Regions from separate parts of the Mus musculus genome. Here all the other regions are linked to region 1. A link is a loop called in an ENCODE intact Hi-C map of the cell type or tissue named here. Cell type or tissue: heart. All regions are shown on one strand. Region 1 holds the start of Map3k4 (mitogen-activated protein kinase kinase kinase 4). Region 2 has its middle 4.2 kb from the start of Wtap. Region 3 overlaps Prkn (parkin RBR E3 ubiquitin protein ligase). Region 4 overlaps Map3k4 (mitogen-activated protein kinase kinase kinase 4).

Region 1 (2,500 bases):
AGAGAGATGGGAAACACTCTGCAGAGCTCTCAGTGAAAATGAATGGGTCTTTAAAATTATTAGGATAGACTGAGTTCATTTCCTTTGAATGCTTCGTTTTGCTTTGTTCTCTCTCCCTCCATTAGGCAACTTCTCACGGCTGCTTCCTTAGTGTCTCCCGAAGTCCTAATGCAATATGTGCACTGAATAGTTGTTGACTGACTGCATGTTGTTGAATTAATGAAAGGGATGTCAACTCAGAAATCCAGCACTGGCAGACATTATAGATAATGTAGTCTACTGTAACAACAGCAAGAGTATGCTCTTTAATTACAGAGACATTTCTGTAACACAGCTGATTTCAGAGTATCTTTATCTTGCTTAGCTCTTAAATCTTACCTTGAAATTTTTTCTTTCAGTCAGTTAAAAAAATTTGTTCAAAATTTATATCTCTACATAGCAAAGCTAAAGAATCATTTTTTTAAAAAAAATCAAACTAAGTGGAAACAAACATATTTGATTCTGAATACGATTTCTGAACTGAATCTGGATTTCAGAAGGCATGATTGCAACTCAAAGGCTGTAAAGCTGCGCAAGCTAAGAATGACTGAAAGATGCTCTGCTATTTCAATTCTTTTAATAACTTCAAATCTTTACAACTTCTTTATCCCTTTCTTTCTTCTTTAGTGTAGCAACTGTGCAAGTTTCTGAAAAAGCACTTTCTAACCTTGGGATCCTGGGTGAGGACGGCGTCCTCTGCTGCCTGATTGGTGTGTCACTCTGATGGTCTGAGTCTGCAGAAGGCCCACACTTCCATGTCAGAGCTGTGGGCGTCTGGGTGACATCATCCTTATTCCGAAAGGCAGAATCCAGTGGCGCAGAGACCTTGAGCTCCAGTTTATGAAGCATTCCTGCTCGCCCAGACAACCCTACCTCTCCAAATGTCTCCTGTGCCCTTAGCCTCAGGACCTCCCGAGGCCACCCGCGGTCACCCAGCGACACCTGATTTACCACTGGCCAGTGCGCTCCTCCCTCCCGCCTCGCCCCGCCCAGGCGGACTCAGCCGCCCGCCGAGGCGTGTCCCTCGCTGCCCGCCGTAGCCCAGCGTTCGGCCGGCCGCCGTTCCCAAGATGGCCGCTGCGCGCACGGCTCCTGCGGCGGGCTAGAGGCGGAGGCGGAGTCGAGTCACTCCCTCACCCCGCGGCTCCTGGTCTTCCCGCACCAGGCTGCAGCTGACGACCCGCCGCGGTCATGCGAAGCTTGGTGCACGGATGAGAGACGCCATCGCCGAGCCGGTGCCCCCTCCTGCCCTCGCCGACACCCCTGCAGCCGCCATGGAGGAGCTGCGGCCAGCACCGCCGCCACAGCCCGAGCCGGATCCGGAGTGCTGCCCAGCGGCGAGGTGAGTGCACGGCTGCAGCTGCAGCTCGGAGGGAGCAGGGTGGCGCGTGAAGGGGGCGTGGGGTCCTCGGCTGCGCGCCAGGTGGGCGCGGAGCATCCGGACCTCCGGTGGCGGGAGGGGCGCGGTGCAGCGCGGAGCCCGGTGCTCCGCTTCCGCGCGACCCCTGCCCGGGCTCGGAGGCCAAGCTCCCGAGCGACCCTGGCCTTTGCAGTAGTGCTCCCCGGGGCCCTGCTGCAGACAGCCCCAGCTTGCCCCGGACTGCCGCTCGGGCTCGGATCAGTGATCGGATGGAAGGAAGGTGGTCCATCTTTCTCCTTTTTCCAGGAAAAGAGAGGCGACGTGCCTCTCGGCAGTTCCTTGCTCCTTCAGCCCTTTGCAGCGCGCCTCCCAGCCTTCTGTCCCCAGGGCGAAGCTTCACGTAACTGCAGACAAGGTTCCTTGTCAGAGATCCTTTTACTGTCTTCTAGCAACAGCCTGATGCAGTGTTGCGCACGAAAATAGCTAAGGGTTTATGTGTGAAACTTTGCTACCGCAGGAAGCTCCAAGATGGAACTTTGGTACCCAGAGTATCTGTTGCATTCTGCTCCGTAGAAGCTCTTTTAACTGCTACGAAGAGTCTCAAGTTTTAATTGGGAGGGTAAACTCACGGTGTCCTGATTTTGTGTTTAAATGCCAGTCCTTTGCATCTCAGGATAAACTTTGACTGCTTCCTGTCCCCTATAGTGAAAACACTCCCACAACTCCTCCTGGCTTAAGGTCTCGCTCTATAACCTCAGGAAGAAGGCAGTTAAATAGCTTTGCTTTTTCCTGCTTGAAGAAATAGCAAATTTATAGTTGTAGCGAGACCCGAACACGGGAGCCATTCACATCCTTGCTTGTCACCACTGGGTTGCCTGAGAGGAATTTTACTTTTTCAAAGCCGTGAGAGCTACTGCATTGTGTTTCTTAATTTCAAGATAGTTCTGTGACATCTTTTGGGGCATTTTCTTTAAGGAATAGTACAGGGTGCTATTAGAAGTCTTTTTTCAGAAAGTTCATAATTTTCTTAATGTATTGAGCTGTTGAGCAATTTTTACTCCTTTAATCGTTATTTTAGAAATAATAAATGTGAGTCCTTAC
Region 2 (2,500 bases), 680 kb before region 1:
GGTGGATAAGACACACAGCAGGGATGCTGATCGCTCCTCTGTTCTGCTCTCTGACAGGCATGGGAAATGCATCTCACACCCAAATCCTGGGCTCACCCCCTTTTTGTGTGTAAGTGATGTATGTACATGGTCTTATGGATGGATGCTTATGTGTATGTAGGTGCTGTGCTCATGGAAGGCCAGAGATCAATGTCTGATATCTTCCTAAATCACTCTCCGAGGGGCTGGAGAGATGGCTCAGGGGTTAAAAGCACTGACTGTTCTTATGAAGATCCTGAGTTCAAATCCCAGCAACCACATGGTGGCTTACAACCATCTGTAATGACATCTGACACCCTCTATTGTGTGTCTGAAGACAGCTATAATATAAATAATAAATAAATCTTTAAAAAAAATCATTCTCCCAATGAGGCTAGAGTTCATCAATTTCCTAGGTCCCCATCTGTCTCTACCACTACCCCAACAGCAACAGAGTTACAGCCAGGCACTACCATCCCCGGCTTTTATGTGGATACTGGGGATCCGAACTTGGATCCTTACACTTCCAGCAGCCACTTTACCCACTGAGCCATCTCCCAACCAAGCCTCATACACATACACATATGGATCCTCCTTCCTTGGCTTCCAGAGTGAAGAGCTTACAAAGGGGCACCTTCTATGCACAGCTGTCAAACCTGCCTTTATACAGTCTGTTTAGAAATGTTGCTCCGACTGCCTCTACACACCTTCTCCATGTGTGCCTTTCGTCACCTGACCTTCTCATTGTATTTCTTACATTCAATTCCTCATTAATTTTTTTAACCCGAGGCTTGCTACTCCTCTTTTCTTCTGACCTTAGGCCTAGATTACATTTGCTTCTTAGCTTCACTGAAGACTCAGCCTCCTGCCATTTCCTTTGACTGGTACCTGACCAATTCTTCCCACCCCTGCAAGGAACCCAAGAAACCAGAACCAAATCAAGGAAGGTTGAAAAGAAGGTTCATCCCATATTTGAAACCAGCAGGCCCTTCTAAAAGCTCCCCTGTTAATGACATGCAATGTCCCCCAACTCCATTAGAAAATACACAACAATCACGGCTCTCACATCTATTACTACAAGGACCGATAGTTTGCATCCGTGTGGCCACCAGGTGGTGCTTCTTCCCAGAAAACAGTACTATACAGAGCTTTCAGCATAGTTTCTGTTGAAAAAGGTATGCCAGATGACCACAATTCCATGTGCTTGGGCTATGGAGTAGTCCTGTCCTGGTGTCTCAATAGATAACCACATCTCAGCTCACTGCTGTTGTTGGGCAACTTGCTGATTTTTCTCTGCTGTTTGGCAGGATAGAGCAGGTAGAGTAGAAATGTTACAGAAAGAATATGCCTTATCAGAGAGAAATCACCCCCACACTCATTGATTAGTTAAGGAAAAGCTCGTCAATAGCCTTTGGCTATCATACCTGGCAGCATAGGCAGAACATAATAGCCTGACCCATATAGGCCATCACAGACAAAGTGAAGTTTATTGTGGCATGACTCATATAGACCTTTGGTGCTGGCTAATCAATCATGGTATTTCCAATCATGAAATAGATAAGAAGCCTACTGTGTTTCTGTTTTGATTTGTATACCTAGGAAAATTCTCAAACGAAGGCTCCATTGGATTGAGGCAAAAGGAAATCTTGACCAATGAACCAATTTCCAGACTTGAGCCAGTTTGCAGACCCAGAACACCCAGAATGAAGGTACAGTTATATTCCCCTGAGGAAGGGCCTTGAATTATGGTTAGCTTTTCCCCAGCCCTTCCCCAGAGATAGATATACTTAGAGATTGGCAGCATTCTACATGTCTTAGTTAGGGTTTTACTGTTGTGAACAGACACCATGACCAAGGCAACTCTTTTTTTTATTAGATATTTTCTTTATTTACATTCAAAATACTATCCCAAAAGTTCCCTATACCCTCCCCCTGCCCTGCTCCCCTACCCACCCACTCCCACTTCTTGGCCCTGCCGTTCCCCTGTACTGGGGCATATAAAGTTTGCAAGTCCTAGGGGCCTCTCTTCCCAATGATGGCCGACTAGGCCATCTTCTGCTACATATGCAGCTAGAGACACAAGCTCTGGGGGTACTGGTTAGTTCATATTGTTGTTCCACCTAGAGACTACTCCACCGGGGATCCATCTCATAATCAACCACCAACCCAGCACTATTGCTTATGCCAGCAAGATTTTGCTGAAGGGACCCTGTTACAGCTGTCTCATATGAGGCTATGCCAGTGCCTAGCAAATACAGAAGTGGATGCTCACAGTCATCCATACAATGGTACACGGGGCCCCCAGGGGAGGAGCTAGAGAAAGTACCCAAGGAGCTGAAGGGGTCTGCAACCCAAGGCAACTCTTATAAGGACATCATTTAATTGGGGCTGACTTACAGGTTCAGAGGTTCAGTCCATTTTCATCAAGGCAGGAACATGGCAACAACCAGGCAGGCATGGTGCAGGAAGAGCTGAGAATTCT
Region 3 (2,500 bases), 280 kb after region 1:
CTCCTCCTGCACCATGCCTGCCTGGACACTGCCACACTCCTGTCTTGATGATAATGGGCTGGACCTCTGAACCTGTAAGCCAGCCCCAATTAAATGTTGTCCTTATAAGAGTTGCCTTGGTCTTAGTGTCTGTTCACAGCAGTAAATCCCTAACTAAGACGCCTCTAATACCCAGAGTATTCATTAAGGACCGTGGGACAGAGAACTCTGGACTATCCTTGGGGCTTCATTTCACCTTGGTGCCCCACTGTTGACACAGCCTACTTACCTGTGCTCTGCCTGTCCTGCTTGCCCGTGTGGACCACACCCAGTCCTTTCCTTCCATCCCTGCAGCTGACTTCATCTTTGTACTCAGCTTCTGCGGTAGGCTTGCGGTTGTTATCTTACCAATACAGCACGCTCACCACCCCACTTCAGTAACCAGAGCTCCCAGGCAGCCTCTTTAACTCCTACTCATTCTGTAAGCCATGCTGTGCATCCACATACTCAGAGATAGGTAGATTTCCTGCATGCTGGGTGATGCAAGTTCCTGTTAGGAATTAAGATTGCAATAAAACATCCTAAGACAGGCATGGTGCTACACACCTTTAATAACAGCACTCAGGAGGTAGAGGCAGGGGGATCTCTGTGAGTTAGTCTACACAGCAAGTTCAAGATAACCAGAGCTACACAGTGAGACCCTGTCATAAAACAAAACAAAACAAAAGCCAGGTGGTGCATGCCCTTAGTCCCAGCACTGGGGAGGCAGAGGCAGGAGGGTCTCTGAGTTCCTTTGAGGTCAGCCTTGTCTACAGAGTGAGTTCCAGGATAGCCAGGACTACCCAGAGAAACCATGTCTTGAAAAATAACCAACCAAACCAGCAACAATAAAACAATTAAAAGAACAAATGAGCTTATGGTATATCATCAGGGGACAAAATGCTGTTGTTAAATCCATGACACCTTGTGGAAAGACACATTCATTCTTGATTATGTTCCTGGTATAGAACGCTCCACAACAGCCTGAGATGGCTTGGTGAGCCGCTTTACACTTGGAGGTAGCTGACCCGTTAACGACGCAGCCAATGGTCAGGAACACACCCATGTAGTTGTTGCCCCCACACACCTGGTTTTAAGCAGCCTAGGAATGAAGGGATAATGATAACCAAAATCCAGTTTTTAGCTTTCAAACGTATGCCTGGTCTAAACATCAAACTAGGGAATTTGATTTCTGGTTTGTTGGAAATAAGCATTTCCCTTAAGGATTTAGCGCCCTCTGGTGGCCAGAGGGGCACTCTGCAGCCACTCTGAAGAGGAAGGCCAGGGCACAATTTTCTTCTGTGGGAATCATTTTGTGTGTGTGTGTGTCTGTGTGTCTCTGTGTGTGTATGTCTGTGTCTGTGTGTGGTGAGTAAGTATAATGTATATGTAGAGTACATATACTATGCGTGTATGTGGTGTTTGTACTATGTGTATAGAGTAAGTAGGCTGTGTGGGTGGTGTGAGGTATGTTATGTGTATTATGTGTGTGATATCAATTATTTATGTGTGTAGTATTATTAAAATCAGGCTGTGTCCTGATGTAAGCCACTACATATGGTTTGAAACACTGGATCTTTTAAATATTTATTTATTTATTTATTTATTTATTTATTTTCTGTTTTTTCCAGACAGGGTTTCTCTGTATAGCCTTGGATATCCTAGACTTTGTAGACCAGGCTGGCCTCGACCTCAGAAAGACTGGATTTTTAAGAGAGTGCCTTGCCCTGAGAGACATTTTACAAGCAGCTTTTGACACCATTTTGAGTGGAGAGTATAATTGCACTCCTGGGTGGACTCGTAGAGAACGATATCTGTCTGGTGTCACCTACGCAGCAATACTGACTTATTCCAGGTAGTAGAGAGTGTTGTAGGCTATATATTTATGAGGGTGTGTTCAGACTGCAGACGCACATGGGTCTATTACAAATGGATCAAGGAAACCAGACCCAAGAACTCACTGGACACTTCAGGCCAGGGGAAGGGTTTTCCTTCACCTGGAACCCATGGACACTGGGGCTTCTGTGACAGAGGCCCCGTACTGACCTGTCACCCGACACCCAGTGTGGACCAGCAAACGGAGGATTCCCATCATCCCTGCACTTCAGCTCCATCCCCACCACCCACTCAGCTGCCACCTGCCCAATGCTCTTCCCCCCTTAGGACCTCTGTCCAGCCACCTCCTCTTCTCTTCTGCAGCTGAACTCATCTTCACAGCTCTGATTTCAACCCTGGCTCCGCAGTGGTTGATTCTACAGCGGCAGCTTCTTCCACAGAGTGTTTATCAATACAGAATCAGTTTATACTTCAGAAAGCAAATTTCTGCTGGGGCCTTTGAAACCTTTTGTATCCATTCTGTGGCTAGCATATGTGTATAAAGATACATATCTATCTAAAAGACATGTAGGCATAGATATATTTACAGTGCGACGTGTGCTCTCAATATTAGCAGTTAAGATCGGAATGAAAGAGTCTGTGCTGA
Region 4 (2,500 bases), 52 kb after region 1:
CAGGCTAGGCCAGCTGAACGTGCCAGTGCTCAGTCTCCAGTGCCTGCCCTTCTGTAGATGCTGCCTGTGAGCTCAGTGCCTCTGGCCTGCCCACCAGGGACTGAGCATGGCTGCCGCTGTGTTACTGCTTATGGGCTAGCCTGCGGGTGTCTTTTGTGTGCACAGGGTCTCTAATTACCTGTCCATCGCCCTTTAACAGGAGCAGTACCCTTGCTGTGGTGCTGGTGTGGCACCACCTCTTTGCCTGTCTTTTAGCCCCCCCCCCACCCCCCCCACTTTCCCAGGGCTCCTCAGTGAGGTTGCATGTATTTTAGTGTAGTATATAAGATACTAACACTGCTCGACTGCCTTTGCCATATTATCACAAATACCAAGAAAGTGCTTGGTTACTGTCTTAATTAATTTCTTGCATTAGAAATTACGTAATTATGTTTAATGGCCAATAAAGTACTGTTTGTCTTTGAAGGTTAAACACTCTGCCAGTCTTTCCTGTGACACAGGAAACCCTGAAGAGGCTGTTTATTGTGGACACGGCATTGGAGACTAAGCTGCCACTTAGACTCACCAGGTGCTAGACAGGCTCACTGCTCCAGTTTACCCCTGAGGAAACTGGCTTAGAGAGGAGTAACCTCCGAGTCACTGTGTTGTGGATTGTTGGGGGAGTCTGAGCTACCAGACTTAAAAATAGACCAGTGGTTTCTAGGCCAGGCTACACATCAGCATTATCCGAAGAGCTTTAAAAATACACATACCTCTGCCCATCCCGGAGAGCAAACCTTGTGTGGAATGCAGGACCAATGGCTCGCACAGTGCAGGTATTCGCCAGCCACCCCAGGCTCCGAGGAGGGCGTGGTAATCTTCCTGCTACCATGAAGCTGCCGGGGCCAAGTCGTTTGTTCCAGTCATTGCCTGTCTGATTTCATAAGTAAAGTTACAAGAGCTCTGGTTTAATGACAGCCTCAGAAGCACACGCTTGCTCATTTGCCTAGAGGGTTTCTGTTTTAAAACAGATTTATGTGGGGGAAGCTATGCCACATGGCTTTGACAGCTGTGAGCCAGCTGAATCAGACCTGACAGTAAGATGGGAGTTGGAAGTCGCAGGGAGCGCTTGGATCCCGTGGTGACAGCAGAGCAGCCCCACTGTTGGGGACAGGCCACAGCAGCCACTGGCTGAACAGTGGCCCGTGCCTAAGGAGGAGGAGAGCCAAGTAATTAGGTCAGGGGCGCATGGACTGCATGTACCAGCACCAGGACATGAAGTCTGGCTAAGCTATGTCTGTCTTGGCTGTGCTCTGCTGCCTCCTAGAGTTAACATTTTGTCTCCCATGCTTTTAATGATAACATACCTATACGTATGCATGCATAGTACTGCCTTTTAACTTAGGGGTTAATATTTTAAATGGGAGGAGTTCCTCTGAAACTCTGCCTTGGAGGTTTCTCTTTGAACACCAGGCCTCATTCCCACCCAGGAACTGCTGTCTGTAGCTGAAGCTGACCAATAGCATAAGAGCTGTTCGCTCGGCCCCTCCCATCCGCCCGGCCCCTCCCATCCGCCTAGTGTCTGCTGTCTGCTAGGCGCCATAGGGATTTCAGTCTGTGATGGCGTCCTCTAGCAGCACAGTAGCAGATCTGAGAACCAGAGACTTATTGATAACAGGAGTTCAGGGAGTCAGTTGTTTGCTGGTGCTATTGGGGGAGCTGGAGAATCAAGGTGTTCACCATTAACTTACTGGTCAAGGTTGGTTTAGCATCGCTGTAATGCACATGCTGACCGGAGTATTGGCCGATCCTAATTAACTGGAGGTAAAGGGTCTTCTTCTCAGACCTGGTGGTTTACCAGGGAGCTCAGTGTGCAGTGGTGGATGCGACCGAGTAACCAAGCATGCATTGTGAGAAACATGCTCCCCGAGGCAGCCACAGAAAACCCCTAGAGGTGGGCATTCCGGCCTCCACCTGAAGACAGTGTCATTTGTCAGGGGTTGGCCTGTGAGGAACAGCAGGATGGTCACAGTGCAGCGTAAAGTCTTACCGGATCTTCATGGCTGGTGTGGTCAGTGTCTGTGCGGATATTGGGCTTTGGGGCTAAGTAAGAGGGCATGGTCTTCACAGGGACTAGTGCAGCACCGAGTGTCAACTAGAAGGGTCCAGCTTGGGTTAAGACAAGCTTTCAGAACCACATAGCTAATTAAGTAACCCAGAGCCAGACTTTCTGACTTTTGAGCATTGATCCCCTCCACAAACACACACACTGCCCAGTCATTGAGCTATGATATTTCTATGCTGACAAAATGAACTTGAGGGATAGTGTGCGTGGCATGCTGTAGGGTGAAGGAGATCCTTAGAAAGGTATCACAGGTGTCTTGGAAATTAGGCCGTATTAGGAAAACTCCTAGAGGAGCAAGCAGCCTGTGCCAGGGTCAGCACATGGAGATGCGCAAGGGCCAGAGGACTCTGTGTAGGAGCAGTGAGGAGAGATGAGGACACTCCGGAGGGCAGGAGC

What was found. Peaks named below come from ENCODE experiments on the same cell type or tissue, not always from the same donor. Only the 100,000 strongest peaks of a DNase experiment are listed, where the experiment ranks them.
Region 2: a loop joins it to region 1, with 2.2 times the contacts of the local background. A loop is called at or near these places in 3 of 42 quality-filtered maps.
Region 3: a loop joins it to region 1, with 3 times the contacts of the local background. A loop is called at or near these places in 2 of 42 quality-filtered maps.
Region 4: a loop joins it to region 1, with 2.5 times the contacts of the local background. A loop is called at or near these places in 13 of 42 quality-filtered maps.

The regions. Positions count from the first base shown.
Region 1 is chr17:12,317,379-12,319,878 of GRCm38, reverse strand. It overlaps Map3k4 (mitogen-activated protein kinase kinase kinase 4), which reads left to right and starts at 1,219. Exons shown (of 27, transcript NM_011948.2): 1 at 1,219-1,381. The coding sequence starts at 1,251. It overlaps 4732491K20Rik (RIKEN cDNA 4732491K20 gene), which reads right to left and starts at 1,026. Exons shown (of 2, transcript NR_045290.1): 1 at 707-1,026. In heart, no CTCF peak of the experiment used is centred here; a DNase peak (open chromatin) is centred at 1,058; H3K4me3 peaks cover 2,477 bases; H3K27ac peaks cover 2,163 bases.
Region 2 is chr17:12,995,207-12,997,706 of GRCm38, reverse strand. No RefSeq gene overlaps it. Among named protein-coding and RNA genes, the nearest start is that of Wtap, 4.2 kb to the right of the region's middle. In heart, a CTCF peak has its summit at 1,124 (motif pointing right); no DNase peak of the experiment used is centred here.
Region 3 is chr17:12,035,149-12,037,648 of GRCm38, reverse strand. The region is part of intron 10 of Prkn (parkin RBR E3 ubiquitin protein ligase); the gene reads right to left. Among named protein-coding and RNA genes, the nearest start is that of Gm46604, 5.0 kb to the right of the region's middle. In heart, a CTCF peak has its summit at 1,251 (motif pointing left); no DNase peak of the experiment used is centred here; H3K27me3 peaks cover 782 bases.
Region 4 is chr17:12,265,071-12,267,570 of GRCm38, reverse strand. The region is part of intron 3 of Map3k4 (mitogen-activated protein kinase kinase kinase 4); the gene reads left to right. Gm46605 (a long non-coding RNA gene) reads right to left here. Exons shown (of 3, transcript XR_001782245.2): 2 at 753-913. Among named protein-coding and RNA genes, the nearest start is that of Gm46605, 1.6 kb to the right of the region's middle. In heart, a CTCF peak has its summit at 1,304; DNase peaks (open chromatin) are centred at 1,200 and 1,510; H3K27ac peaks cover 1,393 bases.